Linked DNA regions of Homo sapiens: region 1 is linked to region 2. The links are chromatin contacts, found by Hi-C or POLR2A ChIA-PET in ENCODE. All regions are on one chromosome and are shown on one strand. The core of a region is the stretch at or near the end of the contact, and the rest is flanking DNA. Distances in the headings are between cores, read along the strand shown. Region 1 overlaps PRKAG2 (protein kinase AMP-activated non-catalytic subunit gamma 2). Region 2 overlaps PRKAG2 (protein kinase AMP-activated non-catalytic subunit gamma 2).

Region 1 (5,787 bases), core at 2,443-4,942, 100 kb after region 2:
CAGACGGCAGCTTAGCATCTGCTAAGAGCTGTGGGAAGGGGTAATGGAGATTGAGGGCTAAGGGATGTGAGGTTTCCATTTGGGGTGATGAAACAGTTCTGGAACTAGATTGGGGTGATGGTCGCACAACACTGTGACTACTGAGTTATATACTTTAACACTGTTAAGGTGGCCAGGCACAGTGGTATGTTCCTGTCGTCCCAGCTACTAAGGAGGCTAAGGTGGGAGGATCACTTGGGCCCAGGAGGCAGAGGTTGCAGTGAGCCAAGATGGCACCACTACACTCCAGCCTGGGACAGAGCAAGACCCTGTCTCCAAAAAAAAAAAAAATTTGTTAAGGTGCTAAATTACATATTATATGCATTTTACCACAAAAAAAGTTAAACCTACAAATACTAAAGGAAAATATGGATTAATTCTACAATCTGGATTTCTAATGATGACTAAGTATGCTCATGCTATTGTCTAATGGCTATTTTCATGTCTTTTGAGGATTGCCTAGGCATGTCTTTTGCCATACTGATTCAAAGATTCCTTTTTTTTTTTTTTTTTGAGACGGAGTCTCACTCTGTCGCCCAGGCTGGAGTGTAGTGGTGTGATCTCAGCTCACTGCAAGCTCTGCCTCCCAGGTTCATGCTATTCTCCTGCCTCAGCCTCCCAAGTAGCTGGGACTACAGGTGCCCGCCACCATGCCAGGCTAATTTTTATTTATTTATTTATTTACTTATTTTTAGTAGAGACGGGGTTTCACCGTGTTAGCCAGGATGGTCTCGATCTCCTGACCTCGTGATCTGCCTGCCTCAGCCTCCCAAAGTGCTGGGATTACAGGTTTAGTAAGCCACCACGCCCGGCCCAAAGATGCCATATTTTTTTTACAGCTACATGGTACTCTGCTATGTAGCTGTAACTTCTTTATTTCATTGAACTACTCTATTTATTATTTATTTATTTATTTATTTTTTTGAGACAGGTTCTCGCTTTGTCGCCCAGACTGGAGTGCAGTGCAATCACAGCGCACTGCAGCCGTGAACTCCTGGGCTCAAGTGATCATCCTGCCTCAGACTCCCAAGTACCTGGGACGACAGGCACATGTCTCCATGCCCAGCTATTTTTGTTTGTTTGTTTGTTTGTTTGTTTGTTTGGTAGAGACAGGGTCTCGCTACGGTCTTGAACTCCTGAGCTCAAGCAATCCTCCTGCCTCAGACTCCCAAAGTGCTGGGATTACATGTGTAAGCCACCTCACCTGGCCAACTACTCTCTTCTATGTGGGTGTTTAGGTTGTCTCTAATACATCTGCTGAGAAGGCCTAGAAGCAATGACACCCCAGGAGTGACATGCACACGTAAACACTATTTGCCACTAAAAGTGACAAGGGCTCTTTAGAGCAATGGCTAATTCCAGGGCTGGGGTGAGGAATGTACAAGATCAGCCAGAAAGCCAGGAAGTGCCCACAGCATGATGGGGACAGGGTGGGGATATGATGGGGAAAGTCAAAGGACACAGTGATCCGCCTGGAGAGGCTCCTGCTGGCCACGTCTAGGACAATTTGAGCATCAAAAACTTGATAATGAAGACATGGAATCAACCTAAATGCCCATCAATGACAGACCAGATAAAGAAAATGTAGTACATATGTGCTGCGGAATATTACACAGCCATAAAAAAGAAAGAGATCACGTCTTTTGAGGGAACATGGATGGAGCTGGAGGCGATCATCCTTAGCAAACTAACACAGGAACAGAAAACCAAGTGCTGCATGTTCTCACTTATGAGTGGGGGCTAAATAATAAGAACTTACGAACACAAAGAAAGAAACGACAAACACTGGGGGCTACTTAAGAGGCAGAGGGTGGGAGGAGGGAGAGGAACGGAAAAGATAACTATTGGGTACTGAGCCTAATACATGATGAAATACGTGGGTGATGAAATAATATGTACAACAGACCCCCATGACACATCTTTATCTATGTAACAAACATTCACATGGACCCCCAAACCTAAAATAAAAATTTTTTAAAATATTTGATAATGAGAAATAACATGGCACTGAATAGGATACAAATCCATGAGTCCATAGATACATACACACACAGGGAGAGAAGAAAAACCTGTTCTTTAAAGTAGCATTCCAACCAGTCAATGTAGAATTCATGATAAATTTAGAAAATCGCCTTTTGGTAATTACTATAGTAACAATTCAGGCAAGAAATACATATCAATCCTAAAACTAGCAAGTGAAAGTTTGATGAGAAAGAAGACATTTACACAATCCCAAAGTAGGTCCCCCTGAAGCCCTGACTGGTGACAAGGGGGAAAGTAAGCCCTTTATTAAAGTAGAGAACTTTATGGTGGCAGACGCCCCCTTCACCAAGTGACCGGCGTCCACTTCACCGGAAAGGTGTCGCGGCCGCATCGGGTGACCCTGCTGGGATGCAGAAGCCCAGGGCAGCCCACGGATGGGTGGGTGCCCACCTGAGGGCGGAGGCTGGCTCTGATGGTGAGGAAATGTCGAAGGGCAGGTGACACAAGAACTGGCCGTTGTCCTCCTGAAAAGTGCTCAGGTCGTGACAGATGAGACAGGACTGAGGAGCTGTTCCAGATGAAGAGACTGAAGAGAAAGGACAACGAAACAAAACGCGTGGCTGGAGGTCTCCTCTTCCAAGAAATGACGCCCCTGAGACAAGGCACAAAATGTGAATGAAGCCTGCAGCTTAGCTGATAGCATGATATTTGTGCTGATTTCCTGATTTTGACAATTATACTGTGGTTAGGAGAATGACCCTGTTTTTATGAAACATCCACTGAAATATTTAGGGGTAAAGGGATATGATGTCTGCAAATTCCTCTCAGGGGTTCAGAATTCATATAAACACACAGTGAGAGATCGTGAGAAATGAGATATGGGCAGATCTGGTGAAATGCTAACATCGGGCAATCTGGGTGAAAAGGATATGAGAACTCTTTGTATTATTTTTGTGACTTTATGTTTGAAATTGTCAAAATAAAATGTTATTTATTATTTAATAATTGTTTTTTTAGAGACAGAGTCTCACCATGTTGCTCAGGCTGGTCTCGAACTCCTGGGCTCAAGTGATCCACTACCTTGGCCTCCCAAAGTGCTGGAATTACAAGCGTGAGCCACCTCGCCCAGCCCTAAAGTGTTATTTTAAAAAAGGAATTAAGAAATACAGGCTGAGCAGTGGCTTGTGCCTATGATCCCAGCACTTTGGGAGGTCAAGGCAGGAGGATCGCTTAAGCCCAGGTGTTTGAGACCAGCCTGGGCAACATGGCAAAACCCCATCTCTACAAAATATTTAAAAATTAGCCGGGCATGATGGTGCACACCTGTAGTCGCAGCTACTCAGGAGGTTGGGGTAGGAGAATCGCTTGAGTTGCAGTGAACTGTGATCGCACCACTGCACTCCAGCCTGAGAGGCAGAGCAAGACCGCATCTCGAAAAAAAGAAAAAGAGCTACAGTGGGCCTGTGTGTTAAGTAAGAGCATGTGTTAGTGCTGCCTTTTACTGTCTCCGAAGGTGGGAGCATCACCAAAGCAGGCCCTGAGAGAACTAGAGGACTCTAACTCGCTGAGGGCAAGGAGATTCTTCCGGGAATTTTTCGTTGGCTTCTCCCAAATAATAACAGCCTGGACACAGGATGTGCAGGCCAGCCCTGGCTGGGGACGTCTTCCAGGCTGGCGCCAGAGGGCGCTGTCCCCAGGGACCACACGGGATGCCAGGCCACATAACTCTGCAATGTGTTGGCTGAACTTTTCAGGAAACTTGGATGCCGCACATACTTTTCCTTTCTTTGTGGGCAGGCAAGATGAGTCACGTTTTTCTGGAGTCTGCTCAGCCCCAGTATTCAGACCTCATCAGCTGCCCTGGTCCGGAAGGCTCCAGCTGTGGCCAGTGAGCGGGGGGCCCAGGGTGCCCGCGTTGGCTGGGCCAGCACTGGGGCTTAGGGGCAGACTTGGGCAAGCCAGAGTCAATCTTTTTTGTCGGGTACAGGGTAAAGCTCACAGTAATTCTGGATCATGGCAACATCTGGGGACAGACCCAGGGCCCTTTGTACAACTCACAGGGCACAGCCCTGAGGGAGGCTGGGCTTTGGCTTCATATAGTCCCTGTTCTCCCGCCCACCCAACCCCCTCCGCCGCACCTGACTCCCCACCACCTCTCCAGGCCCTAACTTCGAGTACCTCACTCTCCAGCACTTCGAGCTGCACCTCACTCCCCAGCACTTCTCCAGGCCCTACCTTCGCGGTCCCCTCAGTTCCCCTGCCTCCCTTCCTTCCGAAGGCCACTGTGGTATTGGAAAGTTGGAGCAGCGACCTGAAGGAAGGGACCCCACCTGTGTCTATCTGCAGGAAGGGTCGCTGCAGGCTCTCTGAGAGGCAGGCTCTGGGATGGAAATGAGCATGTTGGATGTACATCAGGGAGTGCTCTTGGGCCTGACAAAGGGGCGATGGAGACCCCGTGAAGCCCCGACAGAGAGTTCTGAAGCCCGGATGCCCCTTCAGAGCTGTCCTGAGCGGGGGTCGGGGGCTGGTCCTTTATGTACATCGGCCGGTTATTGGGCGTAGGCCGGCTCTGGGAGGGGCTGAAGGCTGGCGAGGTGGTGCTCCTTAGCTGAGGGCCATCTGTCTGTCACACCCACAGCTGGGAGTGAGTTCCTCATTCTTGAAGGAATCGGGAATCTGGGAGGCACGGCACAGCACAGCCTCAAGGGTGTTCTGGCTCCAGGGTGTTTTCTAGCAGAGGGCCTAGGGGACATGCTCAGCATCTCAGGGTGTTTCAGGCAGAGGGCCTAGGGGACATGAGCCTGAGCAGAGGAAGACAGGGGGTGGGTGTGCACAAGACACAGTCAGAGCCAGCCCAGGGTGACCTCAGAGGACCTCAGAGGCCATGTGTGGTGGGGCTTGGAGTTTTCATTTAAATGTGCTGGGGCGGCGTCAAGGGGTTGAACAGGGGATGACATGATGGGATTTATGTTTTAAAAACAGGAGTTGGCAAATTACTACCCAATGGCCCAATCCTGCTGGCCACCTGCTTTTATAAATACTTATTGGAACACAGCTGCACCATTAGTTTATACTTTGTCTATGGCTTCGTAGTTGCAAAAGAGACCACGTGGCCTTCGAAGTCTAAGACATTTACCATCTGGCTTTTTACAGGAAACATTTGTCAACTGCTGTTTGAAGAGACTCCTCTCCTTGCTGGGCAGAGTCATTTCCAAGGCAGCAAGGGGACTCTCACGGGGGCCACGGCCCCTCACGAGCCTTCCCAGTTTCACCCCGGTGCCTAAAGCAACTCACTTTAGCAGTTGCTCGTGTTCTTTGGTATTAATGATATAAATCACCTGTGCACACCATGAGGTTCCTCCAGGAGGCTGCGGGGCCCTCCCAGGTGGAAGTGGAGAAAAGTCCTCAGTGTCTCTACCTGTGCGCAAACACAAATACTTCCACTGCCCTCTCCCGCCTCCTCTCCCATCCCCCATTGGTCTCCTCCTCTTCTCAGGCCTCTCCCCCTGGACCACCAGTGATGCCGGCAGCCACAGGTCCCTCTGCCCCCAAAGCAGGTCTCGCCTCTGCACCATCGGTACAGTCCCACAGGCCCCTGTGGCCTCCCTGAAAGTGAGGAGTAAAATGACTCACGTACAGGTCATGTGAGCAATGCCCCAGGAACACACACCACACACGTGACTGCAACGAAGGAAGTGTGGGTTCCTTTTAACGTAGGAGCCACCAGAGCTTCCCCAGGAACCTCTCTGCCTCTGAGGCACCAAA
Region 2 (5,740 bases), core at 3,134-5,633:
CTAATTAGGTGACAGTTATAATTGGGGAAATCAGATTTCTGCATATGTCACACTGTAAAAAATTACAAAGTAATTTAAATAATAAAAAGCTATAGCGACTGCATTGTGGGCACAAATGCTAAGGAAACCTTTGAGAGGAAGGCTTCCTACAGAGATGTGCAGAGGCAGATTTTGAAGGGAGCAAGGAAAGGTGGACATTCGGGTGGCGGCTGTGGCAGAGGAAGAGCCTGAAGGTCAGGATGTGCTGATGGTCTTTATCTGAGAGTAGAACATTCTTGTAGAGAAGTGAAAGAAAGATTGGAGACCACTGGGAGTGAAAGGAATGGAATTGGATTTCTTAGGATTGCATGTAAGAAGTGAATGTAGATAATCTCAAATCGTTTTTGGCAATATAAAAAAATCCTAATATCTGCATACAGTAGAGAGGGTTGGCTGCAGGAGAGCCTGGAGTCAGCGGGGACATTGAAGACGTCTTTACAATGAATGTAAAAATTAAGCGAGCAGGTCAGAGGTACTGCAGAGATAAGAACAGTTTCGACTTTGTGGATTAGGAAGTAAATAGGAAAGAGATTGGGAATGTCAGGGAACAGGGATTGAATGGGCCTGTGTGAGGTAATAAAGGGGGAATGCTGCAATCAATCTGTTAAACTTCAGCTATTACAAGGCTGTCCAAAAAAGTACCTTTGGTGTGTAACTAGAGTAGCTTCCAGTGTCATTTGGCGGAGAGGAGGGGTGGGTGGTGTGGATCATGCTGAGGAAGAATGACAGAGATTTTTGATTCATCAGCTATGCCTCCCAAACTTTGGACAGGTGTCATTCTATCATATCCCCATACAACCTACACAGTTATTTAAATTGACTTAAACCCCCAAGTCTTCCCTTAGGCAACAATTCCATGAAATCATAGGTTTTGCTGTTTCAGATATATTTTTCCATGATATACAAAAATGTCGCTATGAAAACGTTCATCCTTGTACCGCCTGAAAGCATCTTGCATCCCACCGTGGTCCTCATGCCCCCTGCTTTGGGAAAACTGGTGTGTGAGAACAAGCGGAGTCAGCATGAAGGGCTGGGGCACCCGGGAAAAGCACGGAGACATTGCTAGGAGGGGCCGGTGTCTTCTCAAAGGGTGAAAGGGAAGAGACATCGATTTAACAAGCAGCCCTAGTAGCTGCAACACAAAGGCATTTGCTATAATTGGAAGCTGAGAAACCAGGCTTTAGGGAATGAAAATCTAAACCAGTGTTTTTAAAACTGTAAACTGTGACCCACTCATGGGTCATGAAATCAATTATGAGTCAAGTACTGTAAAATAATAGTTTACTTTAAAATGAAATGTAATAGAGGGCTGGGTGCAGTGGTCCATGTCTGTAGTCCCAGCTACGTGGGAGGGTGAGGCAGGAGGATGGCTGGAACCCAGGAGTTTTAACCCAAGGCAACATAGTGAGACCCCCGTCTCTTTAAAAAACAGAAAGAAAGGGGAAAAATCAGGTATGTGAGAGAGGACCAGGATTTTTTTTTTTTCCTTTTTATGATCAGAGACTACATAATAAAGAAATAGAGTGTACATCTTCGGATGCCTCTTGACCGAAAGACGTAGTCATTCATATGGGATATGAGTTAAAGGAATGTTCTTGTCACTAAATGTGCTCAAATTTCCCTTCACCCGAAGAGCAAGTAGCCAGTGTCTGTACTAAGTTAGACCTGAGGGAAGGAATGATTATTTTATTTTATTTTATTTTATTTTATTTGAGACGGAGTCTCATTCTGTTGCCGAGGTTGGAGTGCAGTGGTGTGATCTTGGCTCACTGCAACCTCCACCTCCCAGGTTCAAACGATTCTCCTGCCTCAGCCTCCTGAGTAGCTGGGATTGCAGGCACCTACCACCACACCTGGCTAAGTTGTGTATGTTTAGCAGAGATGGAGTTTCACCATGTTGTCCAGGCTGGTCTTGAACTCCTGATCTCAAGTGATCCTCTCACCTTGGCCTCCCAAAGTGCTGGGATTACAGGTGTGAACCACCGTGCCTGGCCAAGACTGCATTTTTAAGTTGCAAGTAATATGGTGAAAAATTAGTGTGTACCAACTTTTGTCATGTTGGTTGTGCTTGATATGGTTTGGATCTGTGTCCCCACCCAAATCTCATGCCCAATTGTAATCTCCAGTGTTGGATGTGGGGCTGGTAGGAGGTGATTGGATCATGGGGGCGGTTTCTCATGAATGGTTTAGCACAATCCCCTCAGTGCTGTCCTCGTGATAGTCAGTGAATTTTCATGAGAGCTGGTTGTTCAAAAGCATGCAGTGCCTCCCCTCCTTCTTGCTCCTGCTCCCGCCACGTGAGGTATGTGCGGCCCCTTCACCTTCTGCCATGATTATAATTTTACTGAAGCCTCCAGAGAAGCCGAGCGGATACCAGCATCATGCTTCCTGTACAGCCTGCAGAACTGTGAGCCAATTAAACCTCTTTCCTTTATAAATTACCCAGTCTCAGGTATTTATAGCAATGAGAGAATGGACTCATACAGTGCTTTTTAAAGGGATATGCAGGTATCTAATTCTACATATCTGGAGGAAATGTCCCCCTCACCTCCCCGACACACACCCCTGTATGTGTTGCAAAGCGTAATGACTACTTGGTATTTCTATTTTCTTTTTAAACAGCAAAAATTAAAAAGAAAATTAGCCGGACACGGTGGCACGCGCCTATAGTCCCAGCTACTCAGGAGCCTGAGGCGGGAGGATTGCCTGGGAGGTGGAGGCTGCAGTGAGCTGTGATCACATCACTGCACTCCAGCCTGAGTGACAGAGTGAGAGAGCCTGTCTCAACAAAAAAGTTTAAGAGAAAAATGGTAATGGTTGACTATTTTCCTGCTGAGAAGTGGGCCTGGGTGATAGCGAAACCCAGTCTCAAAAAAAAAAAAAATTTAGAAGAAAAATGGTAATGGTTAATGATTTTTCTGCTGAGAAGTGGGCAATTACGCAAACTTTACCTCTAGGGAATGGTTTGCATGTTAAGATTGGAACCAGAGCAGGGGAAGGGGTTATGGTCCTAAATCCTACCAAACTCAGCAGTTCCTGTCGCTGTGTTCCTAAAGATCTGTGGATGACAGTAATGCTTGACAACAGTGACATATGCTGACACGCTATACTAGCAGTTTGAAAACTGGCCAGAGGACTCCTGAGGGTCCATGAAACCTTTTCAGGGAGTCTACAGGTGGAAACTTTTTGTGCCAACACTAAGGCGTCATTTGCTTTTTACCCACCATTGCTTTTCCCCATCAATGTCAGCACCGTGGCAAATTCTGGTGCCTTAATTCACATCAACAAGGCAGTGGCAAACTGTGACAACCTCCTACTCCAGGGGAGAAGGCCAGTGTCACTTAAGAAGGTCTTTGATAATGCCATACATTTATTCATTTTGTCAAATCTCAGCTCTTGAGTATGTGTCTTTTTAATATTCTGTGTGATGAAATGAGAGGTGCACATATAACTTTTCCGTTGCAAATTATGATGATGTTCTTGAGGAAAACATGTGCAATTGAGCTGCTTTTAAAACCCTGAAAAATTGTAGTTATTTGGACCTGGGTATTTGGTAGACAGTTTTTTTTCAAAATGAATAAACTGAGCCTGTCACTGCAAGGAAAACAACTGACATATTTGTTGTCAATGATAAAGTTTGAGTTTTCAAGCAAAAATTAGAATTTTGGAAACCTTGTGTCTGCCACGATGAGCTTGACAATTTCCCCATACTTAGAGATTTCTCTGGGGAGATTAGTGGTGTTATTAAGAAATGCTTTTTAGTTATTGTGTAACAAAATGTGTTCCTATTTGGAAGATCTGCATTAGTCAGTGAGCCAATATTTTCCAGATGACTAATGCATGGTATTATAAAATCATGCATGGGTGAAAGATCCATTCGAAATACAAGATAGGGCTGGGCACGGTGGCTCATGCCTGTAATCCCAGCACTTTGGGAGGCCAAGGTGGGCAGATCACTTGAGGTCAGCAGTTCGAGACCATCCTGGCCAACATAGTGAAACCCCGTCTCTACTAAAAATACAAAAATTAGCTGGGCTTGGTGGCGAGTGCCTGTAATCCCAGCTGTTCGAGAGGCTGAGGTAGGAGAATCTCTTGAACCCGGGAGGTGGAGGTTGCAGTGAGCTGAGATTGCGCCACTGCACTCCAGCCTAGGCAACAGGGCGAGACTCCACCTAAAAACAAACAAAAAACCAAAAATGCAAGATAGATGGACAGATTCTAACATAATAGACTCTAGGTAAGTAGGCTCCGAAAAGTTCAATGATATGGTGTCAGATTACACACTGCGGCTAACCTTCAAGAAACTACCACTTGTCCTCTGGGTTCATCCATGTTGTCACAGATGACATCAGGCTAAGTGAAATAAGCCAAGCACGGAAAGACAAGTACTGCATGAGCTCACTTGTAGATTATAAACAGTGAAACTCATAAAGGCAGCGAGTAGAATGGAGGTTCCAGAGACTGGGGCTGGGGTTGGATGGGGAAAGGCAGGAGGCTGGCCAAAGTGTACAAAGTTTCAGTTTCATGGGAGAAATAAGTTCTGATGTATCGCACAGCACTGTGACTACAGTTAATAATAAAGACTGCTAAGTGTAGATTTTAAGTGTTCTCACAAAGAAATGATAGGTATGTGAGGTGACAGATACGTTAATTAGCTCGGTTTAATCATTCTGTATTGTATACACATATCACAGCATCACAGTGTACCCCATAATTATATACGATTTTTATTTAGCAGTTAAATATTTAAAAAACCCCACCACTTGTCAAGAAGGCTATCCACAATTATCTGAAGAGGTAAACCAATACACTCCTCTCTTTTTTTCCAACCGCCTATCTGTCTGAGGCTCGATTTTCTTCATGTGCTTCAACCAAAACAACATATGGCAACAGACCGGGTGCTGAAGCAGATCTGAGAATTCCACCGAATTCTTCTAACCCAGACATGAAAAAGCTTTGCAGCAATGTAAAAGGAGTTCTTTTTCACAAAGATGGATTTATGCTAATATGTAATGAGTTTATTACTGATCTTTTCAGATAAATTAATATTTAAAAAGTTTTAATTTATAATATGGTAAATTCTTTTTCTTTTTTCTTTTCTTGTTTTGCTAATCTTCTCTGTATCATCCCAGTTTTAGTATATGTGCTGTCAAAGCAGGCACACAATATGGTAAATATTAGTAGATGGAACCCAATATCCAAAAAAGCCCATTGGGTCTCTTTTTTCTTTTTGAGATGGGGTCACCCAGGCTAGAGTACAATGGCATGATCGGGCTCACTGCAACCTCTTCACCCCCAGGCTCAAGTGGTCCTTCTCATGAGTGGCTGGGACTACAGATGTGAGCCACCACACCTGGCTAATTTTTCTGTAGTGATGGGGTTTCACCACGTTGTCCAGGCTGGGCTTGAACTCCTGGGCTCAAGCGATCTGCCCGCCTCAGCCTCCCAGAGTGTCAGGATTACAGATGGAAGCCACCACACCCGGCTTGTTTGGGTCTCAATAATTATGAGTACACAGGGGTCCTGAGACCAACTGATTTGATAACTACTGAACTGCCGTACAGCAAGACCTCAAGCTCAGAAATAACTCAGGCGCTAATGAAAGTTAAAGGAAATATCCCTTTCCTCCTTTTCTCTGAACTTAATGCCCTAGAATTGTGTGAGGTATCAACAGAAAAAACTTTAATCATCATAGCAGAGC

The links. A loop is a pair of places that touch in the nucleus more often than their neighbours do. ChIA-PET counts read pairs that join two places held with the same protein, here RNA polymerase II (POLR2A). Pooled maps may share reads with other maps.
Region 1: a pooled map shows a loop between it and region 2 (2.1-fold over the local background). The contact joins two enhancer-like sites. A Hi-C loop is called at or near these places in 1 of 168 maps with a recorded cell type or tissue (CD14-positive monocyte) and 2 of 50 pooled maps. POLR2A ChIA-PET finds 5 or more read pairs at or near these places in 4 of 52 experiments (AG04450, MCF 10A, PC-9 and 1 more).

The regions. Positions count from the first base shown.
Region 1 is chr7:151,750,564-151,756,350 of GRCh38, forward strand. The region is part of intron 3 of PRKAG2 (protein kinase AMP-activated non-catalytic subunit gamma 2); the gene reads right to left. Among named protein-coding and RNA genes, the nearest start is that of PRKAG2-AS2, 53 kb to the right of the region's middle. RefSeq lists enhancers at 1,980-2,763, 2,384-5,787, 4,330-5,111. Within about 2 kb of position 3,693, at least 24 of the 41 ENCODE cell types and tissues checked have a DNase peak (open chromatin) inside an H3K27ac peak, as active enhancers do.
Region 2 is chr7:151,647,393-151,653,132 of GRCh38, forward strand. The region is part of intron 4 of PRKAG2 (protein kinase AMP-activated non-catalytic subunit gamma 2); the gene reads right to left. Among named protein-coding and RNA genes, the nearest start is that of RHEB, 130 kb to the left of the region's middle. Within about 2 kb of position 4,384, at least 9 of the 41 ENCODE cell types and tissues checked have a DNase peak (open chromatin) inside an H3K27ac peak, as active enhancers do.